Linked DNA regions of Homo sapiens: all the other regions are linked to region 3. Evidence: read pairs that join two places in POLR2A ChIA-PET (ENCODE). Cell type or tissue: OCI-LY7. All regions are shown on one strand. Each heading gives the region's core, and the rest is flanking DNA. Links, peaks and the distances in the headings are about the cores only.

Evidence for each region. ChIA-PET counts read pairs that join two places held together with the same protein. Peaks named below come from ENCODE experiments on the same cell type or tissue, not always from the same donor. Only the 100,000 strongest peaks of a DNase experiment are listed, where the experiment ranks them.
Region 1: POLR2A ChIA-PET joins it to region 3 with 5 read pairs; 10 of 35 experiments call an interaction of 5 or more read pairs at or near these places.
Region 2: POLR2A ChIA-PET joins it to region 3 with 7 read pairs; 4 of 35 experiments call an interaction of 5 or more read pairs at or near these places.

What each region holds. Positions count from the first base shown.
Region 1 is chr5:119,276,457-119,284,337 of GRCh38, forward strand. It overlaps a transcript of TNFAIP8 not described here. Among named protein-coding and RNA genes, the nearest start is that of TNFAIP8, 76 kb to the right of the region's middle. In OCI-LY7, for the core only: no CTCF peak of the experiment used is centred there; a DNase peak (open chromatin) is centred at 1,845; H3K4me3 peaks cover 707 bases; H3K27ac peaks cover 163 bases.
Region 2 is chr5:119,241,186-119,249,066 of GRCh38, forward strand. DMXL1 (Dmx like 1) reads left to right here. Exons shown (of 44, transcript NM_001290321.3): 43 at 3,174-3,391; 44 at 5,810-7,881. The coding sequence ends at 6,034. Among named protein-coding and RNA genes, the nearest start is that of MIR5706, 90 kb to the left of the region's middle. In OCI-LY7, for the core only: no CTCF peak of the experiment used is centred there; no DNase peak of the experiment used is centred there.
Region 3 is chr5:119,400,800-119,409,177 of GRCh38, forward strand. No RefSeq gene overlaps it. Among named protein-coding and RNA genes, the nearest start is that of HSD17B4, 48 kb to the right of the region's middle. RefSeq lists enhancers at 1,222-1,790, 3,598-4,098. In OCI-LY7, for the core only: no CTCF peak of the experiment used is centred there; a DNase peak (open chromatin) is centred at 4,418.

The DNA of each region.
Region 1 (7,881 bases), core at 1,699-6,698, 120 kb before region 3:
TAGTGTTCTATATAAGTGTATTAGTTTTTAAGGGCTGCCATAACAAAATACCACAGACTGGTGGCTTAAACAACAGAAATTTATATTCTCACAGTTCTGGAGACTGGAAGTTCAAGATCAAGACGTCAACAGGTTTGATTTCCCTGAGGCCTCCCTCCTTGCCTTTCAGATGGCCACATTTCTGCTGTATTCTCACAAGAACATTTCTCTGTGCACAACCCTGGTGTCTCTCCCTCTTCATAGAGTGCCAGTCATATTAGATTAGGGTCCCACCCTTATGATCTTATTTAACCTTAATTGTTTATTAAAGCCTGTCTCCAAACACAGCCATACTAGAGATCAGGGTTTCAGTATATGAATTTGGGTGGTACATTTCAGTCTATAACAATCGCCTTTATAAAGGATATTAGTTGTCCTCCTTTACACAGGGAGGATCTTTTCAGGACCTGCAGTCTATGCCTGAAACTGCACATAGTACTGAACCCTATATAAGCTATATTTTTTCCTATACATATGTACCTATGATAAAATTTAATTTATAATTTAAGCACAGTAAGAGATTAACCATAATACCGAATAATAAAATAGAACAATTATAACAATATATTGTAATAAGATTTATATAAAAATGATCTTTCTGTCTTCACTTTCTCTCAAAATATCTTGTATACTGCACTCACCTGTTTTCAGACTGCATGGTCTGTGGTCACACTGCAACTGTGGAAACCGAGACCATAGATACGGGGGACTACTGAGGAGACCACACCGTTTGTGTTGTGATTGTCATATGGTTTATTTCTGTATCTATGTATAATCCCTACAAATTATAGTTACTTTTTTCTTTAAACAATGATCTTTTGAAGAAATTAAAACAGGAGAAAAATACGCATTTACTGTGTGTGGGGCTTTTGATTTTTTAGTGTAGACACAAGTTTCCATCAGGGATTTTTTTTTTGTCCTTCAGCCTGAAGAATAAAAATTTTTAATATTATAGCTCACGTCTACTGGCCACAGATCCTCTCAGCTTGTTGTTTGTGCGCACACTTGGCGTCTGTGTGTCCAGCTCTCCTCTTATAAGGATACCAATCAAATTGGATTGGGGACCACCTTAAGACTAATTTTAACTGAGTCACCTCTTTAAACATTCTGTTTCCAAATGCAGTTGCTTTCTGAGATATTGGGAGTTAAGTCTTCAGCATATGAACTTTTTGGTGTTTCTTAGTCTGTTTGTACTGCTGTAACAAAATATCTGAGACTGGGTAATTTGTAAAGAACAGAAATTTATTTTCCACAGTTCTGGGGGCTGGGAATTCAAGATCAGGGCACCCACAGATTCAGTGTCTGGTGAGGGCAGCTCTGGGCTTCCAAGAGGGTGCTTTCTTGCTGTGTCCTCACATGGTAGATGAGATGGGAGGTGGAGGGGCAAAAGGCACTGGGGTACACCTTTCAACATCTTTTGTAAAAGCACTAATCCACTCATAAGGGTGGAGCCCTTATGACTTAATCACTTCTAACCACCTCTTAATACCACCACCTTGGGGTTTAGGTTTCAACATATGAATTTTGAGGGGAGATACACCTTCAGACCATAGCAGGAGGGACACAATTCAGATCATAACAATCGGGATGTTTTAGACTGCAATTAAGCAAATGCCAATGAACAGTGATTTGAATAGTAAAGACATTAAATTGTCTTATATGAAGGGCAGTCTGGGATTGGGTAGATTCAGGATTGGATCCTTGGCTAAACAGTGTCATCAGGGACCAGTTCTATCTATTCTCATCCTTAGCATGTTACATTTTTATCTGCAGACTTGCCTCTTTGTGGGCGGAAATAGCTTTCTCAGCAACAGGTATCACAGGTTCCTGCCAACCTCTTTTTAAGACAGGAAGGGGGAGAGAGAGAGAGAGAGAGAGAGAGTGTGTGTGTGTGTGTGTGTGTGTGTGTGTGTGTGTGTGTGTGTGAAGGGTGGACACAGAGGGCAGCAATAAATTGCTTCTCTAGTAGTGTCTATCCCTTTTCATCCGGGAGTAAAATCTTTCCTGGAGCCTCTTTAAGCCTCATTGGCCAGAACTGAGTCACAGCCTTAAGGGAAGCTGTGAAAGTGAGTATTGGGCATTGAGGGAGAACCTCTATTGTGGGAGGTTGGCTGTGCCCATAGGGGAAGGGGAGGGGCATGGTTACAGGGTGGACAAGAAGCATCTGTACTAACCCTGGGCTCCCATTCCCTAAAGGCCAGTTACAGCCATCAGTATTCCTGATACTAATAATCCCAGGTTTCATTGGAGTTAAAACTAACCACCCATGATGGTAGTTGGGAGGAGAAAACCAAATAATAATATGGAAGGTGTTGAAAATCACATATACATAATTACTACTAGCAGTGACTTTTTCTTATTCTTTTTCATTTTAAAACTGACTGGAAGTATCTTGAAGCAGTGATTTTTTGATGTTAAAGGTCATGGGTTTATAAAATAGCACTACTTACTTTGGGGAAAGCATCCTACATTCCAGCCAGAAAGGTATCCATCATATAGAGAATTCCTTAATTTTCCAGAAATGTTTACCATCCCAGTAATCATGGCAAACACTTGTTGAGTACGTAGGGTGGGCCAGCAGGCACTGTGCTGAGTGCTTTATACACATTATTTAATTTCATCTTCAGGAGGAATCTATGAGAAAGATACTATTGTTAAGCCTTGTTTGCAGATAAGGAATTGAGGCTTAAGGAGGTTAAGTAACATGCTGTGAATGCCTGGCCACGCTGGGATTTACACTCTGGTGGCTCAGCTGCCCTCCCATACTTGTGCTACAGGGTGTTACTCTTCAATAATACTGCCACAAACACCCTCTTTTTCTGTGAACTCTCAAAGGCTGTTGCCTCTCCAACCAGTCTGGTTCTGCTACAAAGCTTGTCTCCATGTTTCATTCTTCACATTTTGTTGTTTTTAATAGTAGAAGGATGAACCATGGTGGTGTGCAGAGCTGGTCATGCCATACCTCATGGAGTGTGAGATGTGTCATCTTGTATTTGTGAGAACCCAATGCCCGACTGTTCATTGCAATTCTGGTAGATATCTAAGAGGTTATTTTGTTATTTTATTTTTTTTATTTATTATATGTGTTTGTTAGAGATAGGGTCTTGCTCTGTTGCCCAGGCTGGAGTGCAATGGCTATTCACAGGCACAATCATAGCACACTACAACCTCAAACTCTTGGCTTCAAGCAGTTCTCTCGCCTCAACCTTTTGTGTAGCTGGGACTACAGGTGCATGCCACCACACCCAACTCTAGGAAGTCATTTTGAATTGAGATTGCTCTTGAGGTATTTTGGAGCATGTCATTTGTTATATGCTTTTAAAAATAATTTAAAGTGTTATAAGGCAAATTTTAATTAAACAGTGTACATTCAGTTATTTACCTTCAAAGTGAAAAGTTCATTGAAACAGTGTTCGTAAGATGCTGGTTCCTGTCTGATTTATTACTGGGTCCCTACACTTTTCCACCTAGCACTGAGAGACACGTTGCAATTTTTTCCGTCAGTTGGCTACTGTGCTGATATGCCTAGATTTTCTTAATGCTTTTTTAATACTTTTATTGTAAAACATAAATATCAAAAAGCCACACAAAACAAATGTACACAACTTAGTGAATTATTACAAAGCAAACACCCATATATATCACTAGCATTTAGGTCAAGAAATAGAACTTTGCCAGAGGGACCAAAATTTTACATCCCATCCTGATCACATTTCCCTCTGTTCCTCCAAAAATAAATGCCATCCTGACTTTATAGTAATTACTTCCTTGCATCTCTTTATGGTTTTATTACCCAAATGAGCAGCCTGACCCACTGAGTTTTAGTCTTACCCATTAAAAAAAAAAAAAGATGTTTAAGTCTCTTTTAATCTACAGACCCCTCTACCAGAGTCTCCTTCCTTTAAATTTTTTTTTTTAATTTGTTGCAGGACCTGGGCTGTTTAATTTGTAGAGTTTCCCACAGTGTTGATAACAAGAAAGATTCACACTCACGGTACAGTTTAACTTACTGCTTTTCCCTCTGTTTCCTGTATCTGGATCCAGAGACTTGATCAGATTCAGGTCTCATCCCTTTGGCAAGATTACAGATGGTGGTGTATTCTTTCACTGGGAGACACATGGGGTCTGGTTTTTCCACTCTTTTGATGTTAGCAGCTGTTGATCCTCAGTGTCTCGATCTGTTAATTCAGTGGGGGCAATTGCAGAATGGTGATACTCTAATTCTATCATTTTGATTTTATTTATTAGCTGGAATAATTTTATAAGGATAGACGCCTTTTCAATCTGTTATTTGATTGCCCAGTGGTACAATTCACATAGGAAAGGGATGATAAATGCTTGATTCTTTCCTTTGATTTACTCAGTTTTCAAGAATTGATTTCATGTCATTCTCAGAAGATCACTGATTAGGGTTTTTTTTTAATTGTTATGAGCTCATGGAATTAAATCTTTTTTATAGGTTTTAGTCTATTGAAATTTTAGTTTTTACTGAGACTCAAATTGTCCCATCTTTGACCAATGGGAGCCTCTTCAGTTGGCCCCTAAGTCCTCCTGACCTGACCTTAGTATTCTTGTTAGTTTCCTGCTCTTTGATTTGTTAAGGTGATCCATGCTTGTCTTGTACATTTCTTGCCTATACCTGGAGTCAACCATTTTCCCAAGAAACCCTGGTTATTTTTTAGCGAGAAATGGTATTTCAAGACTATAGTCCAGACGCTGGGAATCCTCATTCACTGGAATGGTTAGTATTTATAGGCCTTTCCTCGGTCAGAGCTGGGAAACACACACACATACACACACACACACACACACTCTCTCTCTCTCACACTTACATGCAAACATAAATACTCATATAAAGATAAAATACTTTGTGAGTTCATAATGCTATTTCCAATTAAAGTTCAAGACTATAGGGTTTCTGTTTAACCTCTTATATATTACATTTTTATTCCTTTTCTTCCACACTTAGAATCCTGGTTTTTTGGTCACAAGGGAAATAGACTATTGTGTAATTACCTATTTGATTACCCCATATTACACACAAATCGTCTCCAAATAATGACATTAATACTACCATTACCAGCTATGATTACTGAAAACAATAAAAATAATTTCTTTGGCATATGCCATACTAATTCTTTCCCACCTTAAAAAAATGGTTTAGTACTTCTGCATCATCAGATCTTATTATTGTTATATATTAAAATATCTCCCTTTTAATACTCATTTAGTCTTATTTGTACAGGTTGTTGTATATATCATGCTTATCACTTGTCCTCATATCAGTGTCTCTAGACATTTTGATTGAAGCTCTTTCTCTAGTAGATTTAATAGGAGGGGATCATGAGAACAATATTCCCTAATTTCAAGTTGATAAAACTTGGTCTGTGACCTTTATAATTAAGGGTCACTGTTGTCTGATATAAAATCCTTGGCTCAAATTTTCTTTCCTTGAGAATCTTAAATATGTCACTCCATTTTCTTCTGACGTAAACTATTGTTGTCCGAAAGAGTCTAATGATGATGATCTCAATGTTTTCCTGCTATACGTGCTACTCTTTTAGCACTTTTCAGAGTATCAACTATATATCATTTCATTCAGTCAACAGAGTATGAGCATTCCAGTACTGTAACTAGTGAGCTGTTATGTTACCAAATCTGAGTGTGTGACTTGGTCAACCCTGTTCCCAAATAATCTCTTTCTGCTCTTGACCCAGAATAAGCCACTTACTCTCAGTAGCTGTAGGTTTTTTATCTTTGTAACATCTGCTGGACCTTGTAAAGAGTTCAGTTAACACTAAATATATATTTGTTTATGAAATAAATGCTGTGGAAGGATGTGGGCTTTTTTCTTTTTCTTATTAGCCTGTTGGGAACTGTCCCATCCCTTTGCCTCTTTTCCTCTGATCTGGTGAGGCTTTGCCTTTGTGCTCCTTGAAACGGGCCCTTCCCCTGAGCAGAAGGTATGTGGGTGCAGCACCCATTGGTTCTGGGTTGTCCCATGGATTCAGTGTCAGGTTTTCAGACTGTGTTCTTGTTGTATTGCATTTTCAGGACTAGCATGTTGGGAACTCCTGGCGCACAGAGTGTCTGACTCCACAGTAAGGCCACTGTGGTCCCCACGCCTGCTTGCCCTTTTCTTTGTCTACACCCTGATCTGTTCCTTCCTGGGTTTCACAGCCTAGGCCCCTGGCATGTGGGGCATAGACCCCAGCCTCTCTGTGACCTTCCTTTTCTGACCACTGCATCAGTGGGTGCCAGGGATTCCACCTGCCCAGACAGGCCCTTTCTTCCTTCCTGCCCTTTCCTTTCTTGACTGATCTTTTTGGTCTTCATTTCTTGCCCATCACAACCTTTTGCAGGGCACTACAAAATGGGACCCTTGGCCAAGATGTGACCCAGATGCATTTTGCTCAACTTATACACTGTGTTCAGCTTTTAAAATTTTCATCTCACTTAGTGGGGCATTTGTGCGAGTTTGGCCAAAGACTCTGCTGCTCCCTATTGTGTTCCTCCTGGTCGGTCATACATTTCATTTATCTGCCTGGCTTCTAGAGACAGGTGAGTTGGTGACCTCTGAACTTTGGTATCTCTTGCTTCTCAAAGCATTCACCATGTGGTGATGACCTTGGGCTGCCCTATTTTATTCATGACCTGCACTAGTTCAGCAAGACATTCTTGCCCTGGTTCACTCACCCTGTTAGGTCCTGGCCTGTGGGCCATTCCGACTTTTTCTTTCATCCTCTTGAGGATCCCAATCACATGTAATAATAGGAAAAAAACAATCTTATGACACTTAGCTTTTAAAAGCATTCATTCTACAAAAACAATGATGAAAATGATCAAGGAGTGATAGGCTAGGCATAGTGGCCCAAACCTGAAGTCCCAGCTACTCTGGAGGCTGAGGTGGAAGGATCCCTTGAGCCCAGGAGTTTGAGACCAGCCTGGCAACATAGCAAGACCCTGTTTGTATTAATTAAAAAAAAGTAATGGAATAATGGTTCTTCCCTGATGGATGTGAATGCTTAGGTGATCTCTTATTGCAGGTATAAAGAAAAAGGGAAACTCTTAGCCTTGGTCACACCAGGGAGAGCTTGCTGTAAGAGAGTCGGTGATATGGAAAAGCTGCCTGTGACTTGAGAAATTGCTCTTACTCCCTCCTTTTCTGTTCCTTGTCAGTGCCCTGAAGTAAGGAGTTGTAGAGTTGGGCTCTTCTCTGCTGTGGCTGGGCCTGTGGGAGGCAGCTCATGAGCCTGACTGCCCTAGTGAATTTCTTCCCAGGTGTAGTTTTTCAGGTCACAATTGAAGCAGTACTGGAAATGACTCTTTGCTCCTAAGAATCTTCGAGACAAATAAGGACTTGGGTTAAAAAAACAAAACAAAACAAAACTGTTTCTATTCCATTTTATTAATTCAGCAGAAGTCATACTGAAGACTTGTTCTTCGCCTGTTCTCAGCTGCCTGTCTTTTTGCCTTTTGCCTCTGGTTAGCCCATGTATGTGCCAAGTGTGGCAGTAAAGGCTGAGTAGTTTTTGACCACTTACTATGTGCCAGGCACTGTGCTAAGATCTCTCTGTACATTGCCACATTCTTCAATGGCAGTTTGAAATAAGTTCTATCATTATTATCCCCATTTTAAAGATGGGAAAACAGACTGCAAGAACTTAAGTTGTTACCCAAGGTCAGAGGCAATCTGATGTTCAAATCCGGTGGTTTCTAACCATATTGCCATAGTTCCTCTTGCAGGAACTATGCCACCTAGCCAGCTTGCAGGGGCTTGCTGGAGGGCAGTAACAGAGCTGGGTTCCAGAGGCTGCAGGATGGAGATCTTGAATATTGTAG
Region 2 (7,881 bases), core at 1,699-6,698, 160 kb before region 3:
GTACTGTATTTATTGATATTGTAAAGTTTATGTCATCTGTTTACAAGATGAATTTTCTGTCTGAGGCCGGGCGCAGTGGCTCATGCCTGTAATCCCAGCACTTTGGGAGGCCAAGGCGGGTGGATCACGAGGTCAGGAGATCTAGACAATCCTGGCTAACACGGTGAAACCCCATCTCTACTTAAAATACCAAAAAAAAATTAGCCAGGCGTTGTGGTGGATGCCTGTAGTCCTAGCTACTTGGGAGGCTGAGGCAGGAGAATGGTGTGAACCCGGGAGGCGGAGCTTGCAGTGAGCTGAGATGGAGCCACTGCTCTCCAGCCTGGGCGACAGAGCAAGACTCCGTCTCAAAAAAAAAAAAAAAAAAAAGATGAATTATCTGTCTGAAATGGCAGGCAACTACAGCTGCAGACCTCAATTTGTGGTGCATATCAAGCAATTCAACTTTTTTCTTGTAATGTCTTGACTTTGGTCTGCTTTTTGGGAGCACTTCCAGCATTACTAGTGGCATGTTGTATGGTTCCCATGGTGTTATTCAAGGTTTACACTGTTGCACTAAATACAATGAAAAATTCACAAGTGCCACAGGAGATCACTTTTCACTGCAATATACAGTTTACTGGAGAGAAGACCTGCTCACATGGAGATGATGAGCATCACACAGCATTTTAAGTATATACTCGCAACACTTGAGCTAACTGCAATAGCAACAGGAGGTGGCTACTAAATTATAACAGTAGTACAGTATGTACTATAATTAATTTTATGTACTTATGATTTCATACTGTATTTTTGTTTACATTTCTCGACTGTCGATGGCACCACTTACAATCTGTATTTGTGTGCGTATGTTTCAATAAATTTAACTTTTTGTAATTTGTGTATATTTTATGGTAGTAAATGATAAAATAGACTAGTATCTACATATGTTTTATGCATTCATGGCATACTTTTTCTTAATTTTTTGGATATTTCTTGGCTATGTGGGTTGTCTGCAAGTTTTTTCAAATTATCTCAAATCTTTAAAAAATGTTCCAATATATCTATTGAATAAACCACATCTAAGTGGACCCACACATTTCAAACCAGTGTTGTTGAAGGGTCAGCTGTACTAAATTCAGTTGCTTTTTGATGCATCAACAATGAACAATTGCAATTTGAAATTTAAAGAATATTACCATTTACAATAGCACCCAAAACAATGAAATACTGAGACATAAATCTAACAAAATATGTACAGGGTGTGTATGCACAAAACTATAAAAATGATTTAAATCAAAGAAGATCTAAATAAATGAGTGATACTCCACATTCACAGATTAGAAGACACAATATTCTTAAGATGTCAGTTCGTCTTGATTTTATAGATTCAACACAATCCTAATCAAAATTCCAGCATGCTACTTTGCAGATATCAACAAACTGATTCTGAAGTTTATATGGGAAAGCAAAGGAATAGCCAACCAAATACTAGAGAAAAACACACTTGTGGGACTCACATTATACTATCTGATTTCAACACTTATAAGCTACAGTAATCAAGACATTGTGGTATTAGCTTAAGAATATACATATAGATCATAGAACAGAATGGGGAGCCCACTAATAGACTCACATATATAGTAGACTTATGTTTAATATGTCACAGAGGCAATTCAGTGGAGAAACGATAGTCTTTTCAACAAATAATGCCAGAACAATTTAATGTCAACATATAAAAAATTGAACCCAGATACAGACCTCACCTTTCATAAAAATTAACTCAAAATGGACCATAAACCTGCATGTAATATGCAAAATAATAGAACTTCTGGAATGAACTAATTGGATAGAAGTCAGAATAGTGATTGCTTTTGTTGGGGAGGAGAATTGACCATGAAGGGGCATGAAGGAACGTTCTGGGATGATGAAAATATTCTGTACCTTGATCTTAGTGATGGTTACACAGATGTATTCATTTGTCAGTGCTCATCAAGGTATATACTTAAAAAGTGTGCATTTTCCTCTGGGAAGTTATATCTCAAAGTGCTGGTCAAAGTTCCTTCTCTGTAATTAATTTTATTTCAAGTCTTACAATAATAACTAAGTGTTTAGTTTATGCCATGGACTATACATGATCTGCATATATTAAATCCTCAGGCAACCCTATTAGGTAGGTGATAATCTCTTTTACAAATGATGAAACTGAGACTTAGGTAAGTAATTCAGCAGAAGTACACATTTAATCCCACACAGAAACCAGGATTGAAACCCAGGCAATCTAACTCCAGAATCCTCACTGTTCATTATGCAATATTCTCCTTGAGCTATATGCAGATTTTTTTCCCTAAAATTTGTTAGGCTGGACTCTTTTTTAAAGAAAAATAGTATCATATTTTTATATTTCTCATACTGCTGTGTCTTCAAATTCATGAATCTTTTATTTTACAAGGCTTAATCTGCTGTTAATCCCATCCAGTTCCTTTTTTATCTTGAGCCTTGCTGTTTTTAATCTGTTAAATTTTGATTTAGGCCTTTCATGCCTCTAATTAACTTAAAATTATAATGGACTTTTAATTTCCTTACCTACTAATTCTGTCATCTCTATTATTTCTGGGTTAGTTTCAATTGATGGATTTTTCTTCTCCTTATGGGTTATATTTTCTGCTTTATCACATTCCTGTTAATTTATTATTAGATGGCAAGCATTGTGAATTTTACTTCATTAAGTGCCTATTATTTTTGTATTCTGTAAATGTTCTTGAGCTTTGCTCAGGGACAACTTACTTGGAAACAGTTGAATCTGGGGGACCTTGGTTAAACAGGACCAAAGCAGCATTTGGTCTAGGGCTGATTTTCCTCCGCTACTGAGTCAAATGCTTCTGAGTACTCCACCGAGGCTGGTACGGAACCAGTTCAACCAGGGTTCCTCTCCTGGTGCCATGGTCAGGAAACTCTAAGTAGTAAGCTAGGGCAGTTTTATGACTCACCCAGTTTGTTTCCCATCTCTCAGAGATCATTCTTCATTACCTTATATCCAGTGTCTGAAATCATTGGTTTTTATATTTCATTTGATTTTTTAATTGTTTCAGGCAGGATTGCAAATCTGGTCTATTATTTCACTTTAGCCAAAAGCCAGAAGTCTATTTCTTTTATTGTTAAGTGTTTTTGTTTTTTTTTTAATTTACTTTCAGCATTTACCTGCCATGACAGTGGAGCCACAGTTTTAGCATATGCTCCAAAACATCAGCTACTAATATCAGGTGGCAGAAAAGGTTTTACATATGTATTTGACCTTTGTCAACGACAACAGAGGCAGCTTTTCCAGAGCCATGATTCTCCTGTTAAAGCCGTTGCTGTTGATCCAACTGAAGAGTACTTTGTTACAGGATCTGCCGAAGGCAATATAAAGGTAAACACAGTTGATGCCACAACATCTACAAAATGAAATCTTCAGAAACCTTAGCTCTTTAATCGTATTGATGACATCAATCTATTTAAATAATAGTTATATTAATTCCTTTGTAGTCAGCAGTGCTAATTGCTATTTAATCTTTCAATGAATGGAATATTTAACTTGAAAATTTTCTATTTTTCAGTTGTTTGAAAATATGTTTAATTCATACTAAAACACCAAATTTTCCATGAATATAAACATAATTCAGATATTAGAATTTGTCTTGACTCCATGTTCAGAGTTACATAATTTACTGAATTTAATTTCCAGGGGCTGAGAAATGTATTGATATTTTCTTTTATCCCACATTGCTCGCCAGTTTTTCATATATATTATTATCTAGTCCCTCAGTGCCTAATTCAAGAATTCTGGATAAACCTTGCCTTTAGCAGTCCTTTTCAGAGTCCATTGTGTTGAAAACTTAAGACAGGTTTTTTCAAATGTTAAGCAGCTTGTTAAAAATGTTAAACAGCTTATTAAATATGCAAATTGCTGGGTCTCACTCCAGAAATACTCAGTTGATAAGTAAGTCCAAGACTCAGGGATCTGCATTTTAATAACACACCTAGTAATTTTAATGGAGGGTCTTTTGGCCCTGTTTGGTAATTGGTAAATCAGTTTAGACTAATCCCTATGTTATTTTAATGGTCAGCAACCCTAGACTAGGGGGGTTTAGTTTCATCGAATTTATTAATTTAAGCACTTACACTTATTTAGTAGAATCAGATGGGTTTTTTAAAACCAGCAAATTGTTTTCATAATTCTCAACCAGGAAAAGACTAGAATTATGGAATTTTTAAAAGCCTTTTTCTTAAAATCAAATATATATATACCAACAGAATTATTTTCCTTCAGTTTGAAACTACTTTCTTATTTGGACTGACTCTCTAGTTTAGAATATGCCATAGTTAAGTCGGTTCTTTTTTTTTTTTTTTTTGAGACGGAGTCTTACTCTGTCGCCAGGCTGGAGCACAGTGGCACGATCTCGGCTCACTGCAACCTCCACCTCCCGGGTTCAAGCGATTTCCCTGCTTCAGCTTCCAGAGTAGCTGGGACTACAGGCGTGCGCCACTACACCCTGCTAATTTTTTGTGTTTTAGTAGAGATGGGGTTTCGCCATGTTGGCCAGGATGGTCTCGATCTCCTGACCTTGTGATCCGCCTGCCTGCCTCTGCCTCCCAAAGTGCTGGGATTACAGTTGTGAGCCACCGCACCTGGCCTAGATTGGTTCTTTAGTTTGTACTTTGATCCTGTGGTTTATTGTTTAATCAAGGTTAAAAAAAAAAAAGAGTTGAAAATATACAATGTATTCAGAAGCCCTAATTTAACAAATTCATATGCAGGGTAGTATGAATTAATGAATTTCTTAGAGTAAAGAAACGTTTAGAAAAATGATCTCCAATAAAACCAGGAAATAAGTAGGTTTCGCTAAACCTAAAATACATGTCCTGAAAGCATTTACGTTCTTCCCATAAGTAAAGATGCGTATAATTTGCTTTACAGGCACATTTATTTTGATAAGGGCTGGAAATACAAAATCTTAGTAAATTAAGTATCCTGAAATTGTAATAATTGACTTTGTCTTATAGTTAAAATATAGCTTTGCCTGGTCAGAGGGCCTCTAGGTGTCAAGTACTTCCCTCTTTCTAGCTGTTCTGATCCCTGGTGAGCATTCAATAATGTAAAGAAGAGATTACCTTACTGTACACCTATACGGCAAAAGCTCTGCTGAGAGATAGGAAACGTTGATTTTAATCCCTACAGTATTGTAAGTTTCTGTAGCATTGTACACTTAACCTCCTTGTTACCTACATTGTTTCTCTTACTCTCTTACTAGATGGATTTTTAAGTATTTTGTGTTAAAGCAATTGGTAGATTACAACACTCTATACAGAATCAAGGTGTTATGATCCTAGGCCTACACAGATTTTTCTCTATTTTTGTTTTGGAAATTCCTTACTGCACAGGAATGCAGGCCTAAAATTTTTATTTGGTTTCTTTTCTTTTCCTTTTTTTTTTTTTTTTTTTTGAGATGGAGTTTCACTCTTGTTGCCCAGGCTGGAGCGCAATGGTGTGATCTTGGGTCACTACAAACTCCACCTCCCGGGTCGAAGCAGTTCTCCTGCCCCAGCCTCCTGAGTAGCTGGGATTACAGGCATGTGCCACCTCGCCGGGCTAGTTTTGTATTTTTAGTAGAGATGGGGTTTCTCCTTGTTGGTCAGGCTGGTCTTGAACTCCTTACCTTAGGTGGTCTGCCTGCCTTGACCTCCCAAAGTGCTGGGATTACAGGCATGAGCCACCGCACCTGGCCTCATTTGATTTCTTAAGGTCATCATCAACCCTAATTTTCCGTTTGTTCTTAATATCTTTCAGATTTGGAGTCTCTCTACCTTTGGTCTTCTCCATACTTTTGTCAGTGAACATGCTCGGCAGTCCATTTTTAGAAATATTGGAACTGGAGTGATGCAAATTGAGACAGGGCCTGCAAATCACATTTTCTCCTGTGGAGCTGATGGAACAATGAAAATGAGAATACTGCCAGATCAGTTTAGCCCTTTAAATGAAGTGTTGAAAAATGATGTGAAATTTATGCTATAACATTTTTACAATAAGATGTACAATTTATTACCTATATGGAAGTGGCCAACAGATATAATATACAGTGATCATTCTCTATGCCACAAATTAGCTAATGCTTTCTTGTTTTTATATTTATTTTATGGAGCTTTGCCCTTGATGCACTGATGCCTTAAAAATTAACAAGGTCATTCAGAAGTAGATTACATTGCCTAAAGTAGAATGTGTAAGTAATGCTGTAATAATACATATCATAGTATATTATAATCAGTATGTCATAGTGTTAAAGGTGTTTTGTTTTCTTATTGATACTTTTCCACAGGCATCTCTGCATGAATTTCTTCCACAGTAAAAATACGTTTTTTGTAAAGGCAATTGTACATAATACTCATCACTTAATTCACCACACTCTCACTTCCTTTATTAGCCTTATACATCTCAAACTCTTCTCTTAATTAATGATAGGTATTTGAGTAAGAATGAAAAAAATAATGAACATCTTCATTAAAATTGTCATTGAGACGTCAGTGATAAATGAGCTAGATGGCTCAATATGTAAGGTTTTCAGTAGTTTACCCTCCGGAACCCAAGTTGTATGTATGTATACGTGTGTGTGTGTGTGTGTGTGTGTATCTTACACATCTTATTTGAACTTAGTTGTATATATTAGCGAAAACTGGTTTTTCATGTGTTTTTGTGCCATAACAACTATTGCCACCAGAATAACTTTTTTTTTGCAACTGTGCTTTTCATTTTTAAAAAATTTTTGAATTCCCATCCTAATTTTCAAATAAGTTTCAAGGAGACTATCAGGATTATTATTTTAAAGATTAGATTTAGTCAAATAAGTCTTAGCAGGCAATAAAGTTTCTGTGGTGGCATATATCATGTAAGACACTTAAAGTAAGTTTGTGAATTTGTCAACTTTCGAGCATCAAACAAATATTTTACTTAAATTTTATTTTATCTTATTTTTAGGTGCTTTTAATCTCAAAATTCTGAAAAGCGAATAGCAGTGTTTTCAGAAACAAATGTGAAAGCAGTCAAATTAAGTAGATACTATTTAGAAATGTAAAATACTCTCCAGATCTACCATTAATAGAAAATAAACTAAACCTTATATTTTATTTTTGCCAAAATATTTTATTATAAAATATGACCAAAATATTTAAAATGCACAATGCTTTTAACTTAAATGTGCTAACCCTGTTTCTGTCTGTTTTGTGCTGTACCTTTTCTGATTCAGAATTATAGAAAACTTGATAAATACTTGATTTTAACCAATGAGACTACAGGCAGATGGGACTAAGTGTTTATGGGACAATTATGTACTATTTAACTTAAATATATTTTGTTTAATAGGAAATATATAATAATAGCATTTTATGTAATAAAATATGGGCAACGATTATCTTGGAAATTAAAGAGTCAAAGCAAAGAAATGAAGGGCTGGTAAAATGAATTTTGTAATATCCTCAGGATACTTTTATCTTAAAAGTATGTTGTTAAAGATTTTGTAAATTGTATTTCAACAATTTTAAATGTGTTGAGCAAGTTGCAGTGCAAACACTGTCATTATGTAGAGAGTTTATATGCACATAATAACCTGTACCTATAAATCGTGCAATAACCATATGCGACTATTTTGCCATGGAGAAATCTGACAGCATTGCAAACAATAGTATTGTTTGATGTAGTTAACCTTAAGTTATTTTTCAGTAATTTCTTCACAAATCAAGATTCAAACAGCTTTAAACACTTCCAATGAGATAAAATATTTACTATTATGCTTATTAGAACAAAAGGTGTTTAAGGATGAACTAAATATTTTAATTGAGCATTTATATGGATAATCATACATTATGTAA
Region 3 (8,378 bases), core at 1,617-6,616:
TTGGGGAGTCTGGAGTTCTTCACATAATAGTTTGTTTTTAATTGGAAACAAATATATAAAATAAGGGTGGACTAACCTGAATGTAGTTAATAACTACATTCCTGTCCATGTGAACATGTGAGTCCTGACAAGTTAATCTACGTAATTCAAGAAATGATGATTAAACAGCTACTATGTGCCTAACGCCAGGCTGTACCCTGGAACTATGCAGTAACACCTAGTTCTTTACTGACTGGTGGGGACACTTACAATGCACAGGTAACTTAATACCGAACGGGGCTTCCCACGATGCAGATGAACCTAAGAAAGGCTTTTTTAGCCCAGCATAGGCTTTCTGATGTAACAATTTTCAAACAGTGTTTTGAGCTTTAAACTGATATTTTAAAAGCAATAAGCTCAAAGTAGCGGCCGATTTCTTTTTCAAAATCAGTGGCAAGTATGTGTGCTGGGGGCGGGTGGGGGAGGTGGTATATGTGAGACAGTATAAGTAGAAGATAAAATGGGCCATTTTTCCTTTATTTTCCTTTATAAATGCATGTTCCATGCATTTCCTTTAGTTCCTGGGCCCAGTGGCTCACACCTGTAATCCCAGCACTTTGGGAAGTGGGCAGGTCACTTGAGCCCAGGAGTTTAAGACCAGCCTGGACAACATGGCAAAACCCTGTCTCTACTAAAAATACAAAAATTAGCGGGGCATGGTGACATGCACCTGTAGTCCCAGCTACTCTGGAGGCGGAAGTGGGAGGATAGTTTGGATGGCTTGAGCCTGGGAGGCGGAGGTTGCTGTTAGCCAAGATCTTGCCACTGTACTCCAGGCTGGGCCACAGAGCGCAACACCTGTCTGGGAAAAAAAAAAAAAAAAAAAAGCTTACAAGTTATTTTTTTTTTTCAAAATAATAATGGTTATAAAAAGCCCCTGGCAAAATGTAGATTATAAATTCTACTGAATGGAAGAATGTAAAATAATATTTTAAACACTTTTTTTGGTTCATTTTGTTAAAAAACAGAGTTTTGCTCTGTTGCCCAGGCTAGAGTGCAGTGGTGTGATCATAGCTCACTGCAGCCTCGGCCTCCCGGGCTCAAACGATCCTCCTGCCTCAGCCTCCTAGGACGTTAGGCACTTGCCACCACACCCAATTAATTTTTAATCAACATTTAAGTAACATCTTATTTAACATTCTGATTCTTGGGACTATCTGAGTAATAGCAACATGGGAGATGCTTTTAACATTTTAAAATCGTTTATCTAGAAATTAGATTGCAGCCTGATTTATGAAGCTGCATAAACTCTGACTTCATATCCTTGTGCCCAGTGAAGCATATGTGTGTCCCTTGACCCCTCAGGCCAGGACACAGAAGTACATGGTTGAAGAGGTTCAGTTTGTGACTAGCCATGCCATAGGCCCAGATCTCAGTGGGTACTGCTCACCATTTGGTTCTGTCTGTTGGCTTGTCCCTATGACTACCCTGAGCTCCCTGAGTCTTGAAGAAGAAACATTAACAAAACAATCCATCCTCTTGCTGGCAAATGACTGGCAATCAAGCTCAGGAACACAGCCCTGAGGACAAAGCGCAGTGTGGGGTTGAGGCTGTGGCTTTCCCTGGGGCTCCAGACAAGACAAGGATCTTTTTCTTTTCACTCCCTTACATTCAGAGAGTTGGAGTGCAAGGTCCTTTTTTGAATGAATTACAAGACTTTCTAACACTTGCTAATTCATGAAAGAATTTTACAAAAATATGGGCTTTTGTAGTTCCAGTTTTAGTTTTAAAAATTGTAATCTCTTGACTAAACTGTGTAATTTCAACCAAGAACAATAATATAAACATGGCTGATTGCTTAAAAACCTACCCTATGTTCAGAATCAATTTGGCTTTTATTAGCAGGTCGAGAAAGATGTCTACTCTACTCTATTCTGCCTTCAAGTAGCCTTTGCCACACTCCCCTCCCCCAGACTCTAAAAGAAACAAACCCACCAACCGGACGTTGGCTCCCCACTCCTTTCAGCTTAAGGAAAGGGAAAGCTACTGTCTTGGTAAGAGACTCTGACTTCCTGGTTACTGTTAGCAAGAATTGAGTTCGGAATTCAAGACAAACTAAGCTTTTCAGTCTTTTTCCAATGGTAATTTCAATACATCTGTTTTCCCTAATAGCTCATCTTTAATTCCTCTGTTTAGTTCTCATAAATCTTCCATTCGTATATAAAGTTTCCTATTTTAGAAAAAGAGCCTGAAGTTCTATGTTGATGTGGTTCTCGTCACATAAATCATCGCAAGCCCAAGGAGCAAGAGATCAACCAGAGTGTCTAAGAAGCATGGTTTGGTTGCTCCTTTCCCTTATCTTTTGTGAGTATTTTCTGTAAATGTACTTCCAAGTAGGACTTGTGTTTTCCACTGACCGTGCTTCACACTAAACTACAGGAGTTGGGGAGTTCCAGCCCTGCCCGAGGGGAGTGGCATTCATAAACGTGTGTGGCTAATTCAAATTGGACAGGGTCAAAGATTCTTCTTTTTCCTTTAAACTTAAAAAAGTTATTATAGACTCATAAGAAGTTGTAAAAATAGTACGAAGAGTCCTGTGTCCCTTCATCCGCTTTGTCAAATGGTGACCTGTAATGTAGTACAATATCAAAACCAGGAATTGACACTGGTATGTTGGTGCTAGACTACAGACTTCCTTAGTTTTCACTGTTGTATAAATGGAACCATACAGTTGTAATCTTTTCAGATTGGCTTTTTTTTACTAAGCATAATACCCTTGAGACATAGCCAGGTTGTTGCATGTATCAGTAATTGATTCCTTTTTATTGCTGAGCAGTATCCTATTGCATGGATGCACTAGAGTTTATTCAACCACTCACCCATTGAAGGATATCTGGGTTGTTTCCAGTATTTTTCTAGCATGAATAAAACTGCTATGAATATTCATCCATAGGTTTTTGTGTGAACATAATTTTTCATTTCTCTGGAATAAATAGCCAAGGGTGTGATTGCTGAATTGTATGGTAAAGACTGCAAAAACTATTTTCCAGAGTGGCTGTGCCATTTTACATTCACACTAGAAATGTATGAGAGACTCTGTTTCTCTACATCCTTGCCATTATTTGACATTACCATTATTGTTTACTTTAGCTGTTCTAATAAGTGGGTAGTGATATTGCATTGTGATTTTAATTATGATATTGAATGTCTTTTCAGGTGCTTATTTTTTTGCGTGCTGTTTTGTTTTAAATTCCATGCATTTCCTTTAGTTCATTCTTTCATTTATTTCCCTCCTCTTCCTCCTTGCCCCCTCTTTCTCTTCTTCCCTTTTCTTCTTTCTCTTCCTCATCTTCTTCTTCCTCTTCCTCTCAGTAAACTTACTGAAGTTCAATATACAGAAAATCATAAGCGTACAGTTCGAGAAATTTCTCACAGAGTAAACATAACTATTAACTAGCAACCACATTAAAAAGCAGAACATTTCTATCACCCAGAAGTCCCCCACCCAAGGTAACTACTATTTTGACTTCTAGAGATTTGTTCTGCCTATTTTTGAACTTCATGTAAATGGAATCATTCAGTATATATATACTCTTTTGTGTCTGGTTTCTTTTACTTATAAGATTCATCAAATATTTTTAAATAACCTCTAAGACTGACTGACTACCAATTTTAGGCAGCAAACACCATGAGGATGCTCTCCCAGGTATGTTGTAAAGTCAAATATAAGAGTGTAATACCACTCTCAGCTCCTTGCTCACTTGAGCCTAATGCCAGCAATCAAGCCAACAATAGTTCTAAGGCCTGATAAACACCAAACGCCAAATACTGTATGGGATGATGATGATCATGGTGCTTATAAGTATATGCTGAAATACAAACAACTGAACCAATCCCCTACTTTGTATAGTTTCTCCTTGGTTCATCTTTTTTTTTTTTTTTTTTTTTTTTTCTTTTTTGAGAAGGAGTTTTGCTTTGTTACCCAGGCTGGAGTGTAGTGGCACAATCTTGGCTCACTGCAATCTCTACCTCCTGGGTGCAAGCATTTCTCCTGCCTTGGCCTCCTGAGTAGCTGGGATTACAGACACATGCCAGCACGCCCAGCTAATTTTTGTATTTTTAGTAGATATGGGGTTTTGCCATGTTGGCCAGGCTTGTCTCAAACTGCTGATCTCAGGTGATCAGCCTGCCTTGGCCTCCCAAAGTGCTGGGATTACAGGTGTGAGCCACCACGCCCACCCTTGGTTCATCTTTTGAAGGGAGGAACAGCTATTTTTAGGGATCACTTTGGTGAAGGGGAAGCAGACATGATCAAGAAGACTAATGAGCTTGAACAGGGATGCTTAAATGCTGTTTCCCTAAGGTACGATGAACCACCACCATCAGCTTTTCAGTATCTCAAGAAGTGACATTTCTGAAATTATTTGCATGACAATAGAGGCCAATTGTCCTGCCTGTTCCACCCTCTGCTTTTTCTCACTAGTAGCAGGGCTGCTGCAAGTTCCAGTCTGAAAACTTTTGTTTACAAGTGAGAGTGTATCAAGGGACGCTTTGACGTGAGTTCTCACAGATGATAAAATTATTCTTTGTTCCAGAAAAGACAAAGTGGCACATCTGAGGTAGTCAAGATAAGTTTTTGCAGAGATCAAATTAGTATCTCTAACTTTAATCCTTTCCTGTCTGCAGTCAATTCCGTTCCTTCTGCAGTTATCTTCTCATAGTGATGTCGGGATTCAGACATCCCCACCCTGAGTACGATGCCATGATCACGAACCATTTGCTGTGTGCTAACATAAGGCTGCTAGATGTTGTATACAGCACCCTCTTACCATGAGATATATGGTGTCATTCCCTTTTACAGAAGAGAAACTAACACTGAGAAGATTACACATTTTCTCAGCAACACAGCTGGTCAGGGGGCAGAGCAAGGGCTTGAACCCAGGACTGACACAGACCCCTGCTCTGTGCACAGCACCCTAGCACTCCCAGAAGGGTGGGTGGCTGAGGTGAATCTTCAGTATTCTCTTCTGGTTCCAGATGTTCAATTGCAGTATGTTCTATGGTGGGTCAAAGAAAGCTGTCTTCAAAAAATTATCTAACTCACCTTAGTCTTGTCTTTACCTATGTGTGGCTTGCTTATGCAAAGATCCAAGTTAGAATGCTGATATTTATTAGATGTAACAACTAGCTTGTTGCTGAAAGTCAGAAAATTGAGATCCTTACTATCATATCCACAGATCAGATGATTGTTAAACATATGAAGGGGGAGCCACTTACTGGCTGTGATCTTGTTCTGGTTTCTTATTTTCTCTGCCCCTCGTTATTTTCACCTGTTAAGGAGAGATCATTGTAGTATTTATATATAATCCACATGAAGCACTTGTGTAAAGAAGAGTGCCTCACATATAGCAAGTGCTCAATTACTGTTACCACCACCACCATCGTTGTCATTGCCCGGAGGATGTGGATGGGGATGTGGAGGTAACGGAGTGGTGCTGAGTGTGGGCTGAAGCCAGGTCTCTGGGCTGAGATACCTCTGTAGTTGGCAGCTGCCTTTCCTAAGGATATTCTAGTGGTTGAATTTTAGATTTGAAATGCACTTTAGCAATCATCCAGACTGTTTTAAAGAAGAAATCTGATGCAGAGGGAATTTATTTAGGAGACTTGCTTAATCCTTGCACCATTTTAAATGAGCAGTTTTTATGTGAAGAAGATTTAGATTTGGAGTGAAATGTTCATCTTCATTTTGAAAATATTCACCAATTATCATTTTTCATGTCTTTCTCTTTACTTTGGAATATAATAACACACTTAACCAAGGGGACCAGGGCTGTGCTAACAGTTTCATCCGACCAAAACCAAATTCCGTCTTAACATTCTGCTGGCTCCCTTCAACAATGACCCTTCTCATTCCCTGATGTCTGGCTGAGATCATGTTCTTGGTGGATTCCAGCTCCAAGAAAGGTGATTGGTCTGTTCCTTCTGCGTCACCCTTGTCTCTGGCTGTAGCTTTGACATAAATTCCATGTACGCAATATGTAAACCAGCCATATGAGCACCATCTGACAAAAGTCTTTCTTCTCTGTTAGCTCTTTAGGACAAGCTGAAACTTATCTGCTTACCTCTGCCCCCTTTGGTCTCTATTATGGCTCCTCTGTTTAAATCTTGGAATTTCCAAGGTCTTGACCAAGTGTGTGGAGGTAGCAGGGTGGGAGGGGAGAGGGATGATTGGCACTTGTTACATTACTCTGGATTCACATATTAATTCTGGCATAATAATTGCTGAGTGAAAGGTGCTTTATATTAACTGATTAAATCCGTACTTTGCCAGAACATAGGACCTCTGCCCATATGTTGGCATTGGTTATCTGGCCTGCATTTTAGGGACTGTCCTGATTTCTAATGTTATATATTATTGTTCTTCTGCATGCCTGGAGTTTAGTTAAAAATATATATGGTTGAATCCCTAGACTTATAGGGCATTTGGATCTATAGTCATGTATGTTTGTGGTTGTTTACATTTACTATTCAGTATCCATTCCTTGTTCTACTGTTCAAAACATCCTGGGGTGGGCATGGTGGCTCACACCTGTAATCCCAGCACTTTGGGAGGCCAAGGGGGCAGATCACCTGAGGTCAGGAGTTCGAGACCAGCCTAGCCAACATGGCGAAACCCTGCCTCTGCTAAAAATACAAAAAATTAGCCAGGCATGGTGGCTCATGTTTGTAGTCCCAGTTACTTGGGAGGCTGAGACACGAGAATCGCTTGAACCCGGGAGGCGGAGGTTGCAGTGAGCCAAGATCTCGCCACTGCACTCCAGCCTGGGTGACAGAGTAAGACTCCGTCTCAAAAAACAAAACAAAACAAACCCATTCCGGTTTTTCTTTAGAGCTATCACCCTTCCCCAACGCTCTATCCATGTGCCAATGTCACCTCTGATAACAGTTGGGCACATGAGCTGGATCTGGCCAATCACAGCATTTCATTCCTTTCACCACAGGGATTGATGCAGGGGTGAACACATAATGGATAGACTGTAGAGCACCTAGGACTTCTGCTTGAGATACATATAAGAAAACACTCTCTCTTCCCACTGGACTTGAAACTATGAGGTTAGGAACCTGGAGATTCTTGCAATCAATGTGCTCCCATGAAAAAACAGCCAGCCTGAGAAAAAAGTGAATCTGGAAGGCAGAGCCAAGAGAGGGGCAGAAAGGGAGTCCTGATGCTGTCCTCTGAGCTGCTCTTTCAGCCACACCTGCAGCCAGCCTTCCCCTGGGCTTCTTCAGGTTCAAGAGACAATACATTTTGGTTCTTTTGTTTCACTTAAGCCTATTTGAGTAAAGTCTCTTTATTGATACAGGATATTGCTAGGTTGATTTTGCATTCCCTGTGGAAAGTTCTTGCTTTTTTTTTTTTTTTTTTTGAGACAGAGTCTCGCTCTGTCGCCCAGGCTGGAGTACAGTGGCACGATCTCGGCTCACTGCAACCTCCACCTCCTGGGTTCAAGCGATTCTCCTGCCTCAGCCTACCGAGTAGCTGGGACTATAGGCACGTGCCACCATGACCAGCTAATTTTTTGTATTTTTAGTAGAGACAGGGTTTCCCCATTTTATCCAGGATGGTCTCGATCTCCTGACCTCGTGGTCTGCCCGCCTTGGCTTCCCAAAGTGCTGGGATTACAGGCGTGAGCCACTGCACCCAGTCAGTTCTTGCTCTTTTAGAGAAGAGAGAGGGAACCTAAGAAACCTCTAGTCCATGAACACTTTGCCTAGAAACAGACTAGAGAGCACCTGGCATGGGCAGTGGAGACGGACCAGCCAGAACTCAGAATTAAAGTCTATCCAGAAGTATCATGAGAATGTATGGATTCAAATCAAGATTTGTTATTTTTAAGCATTTGTGATCATTAATTTAAAATATTTTGTAAGTCTGCAAAGTGTCCTCAGGTTAAGAAAACAAGCCTTGTATTAATAGCTGGAGCTTGGGAAAGTTACTCATTTATTTGAGCCTCTGTTTCTTCATCTGTAAAATGACCTATCTCAAAGGATCATTAAAGGAGATAATTGATATTAAACATTCAGAACAAGATGTCAAGTACATCCTCAATAAATAGAAGCTATCGCTATTAATAATGCTCTAAATTTTTCCTTTTTGGATTGAGTGATGATGGATCATATCACATCTTTGAGTCAGAATTAGAGTCAAATGTAAACTGGGAGCACCAACTCGCTAGAAAGAGGATTCTGGATTTTTGAAACATTCCTTAGATTCACAGATTTGTTTTCTAGCTCTTCTAAGGTGGTAGGCAAAGGGAAACCTAAATACTGGTTGTTTCTTAGTCTCAGTGAGGGGCCAGGTTATCCAATGGTGTTTCCCTTGCTCAGTTAAGTTGTCA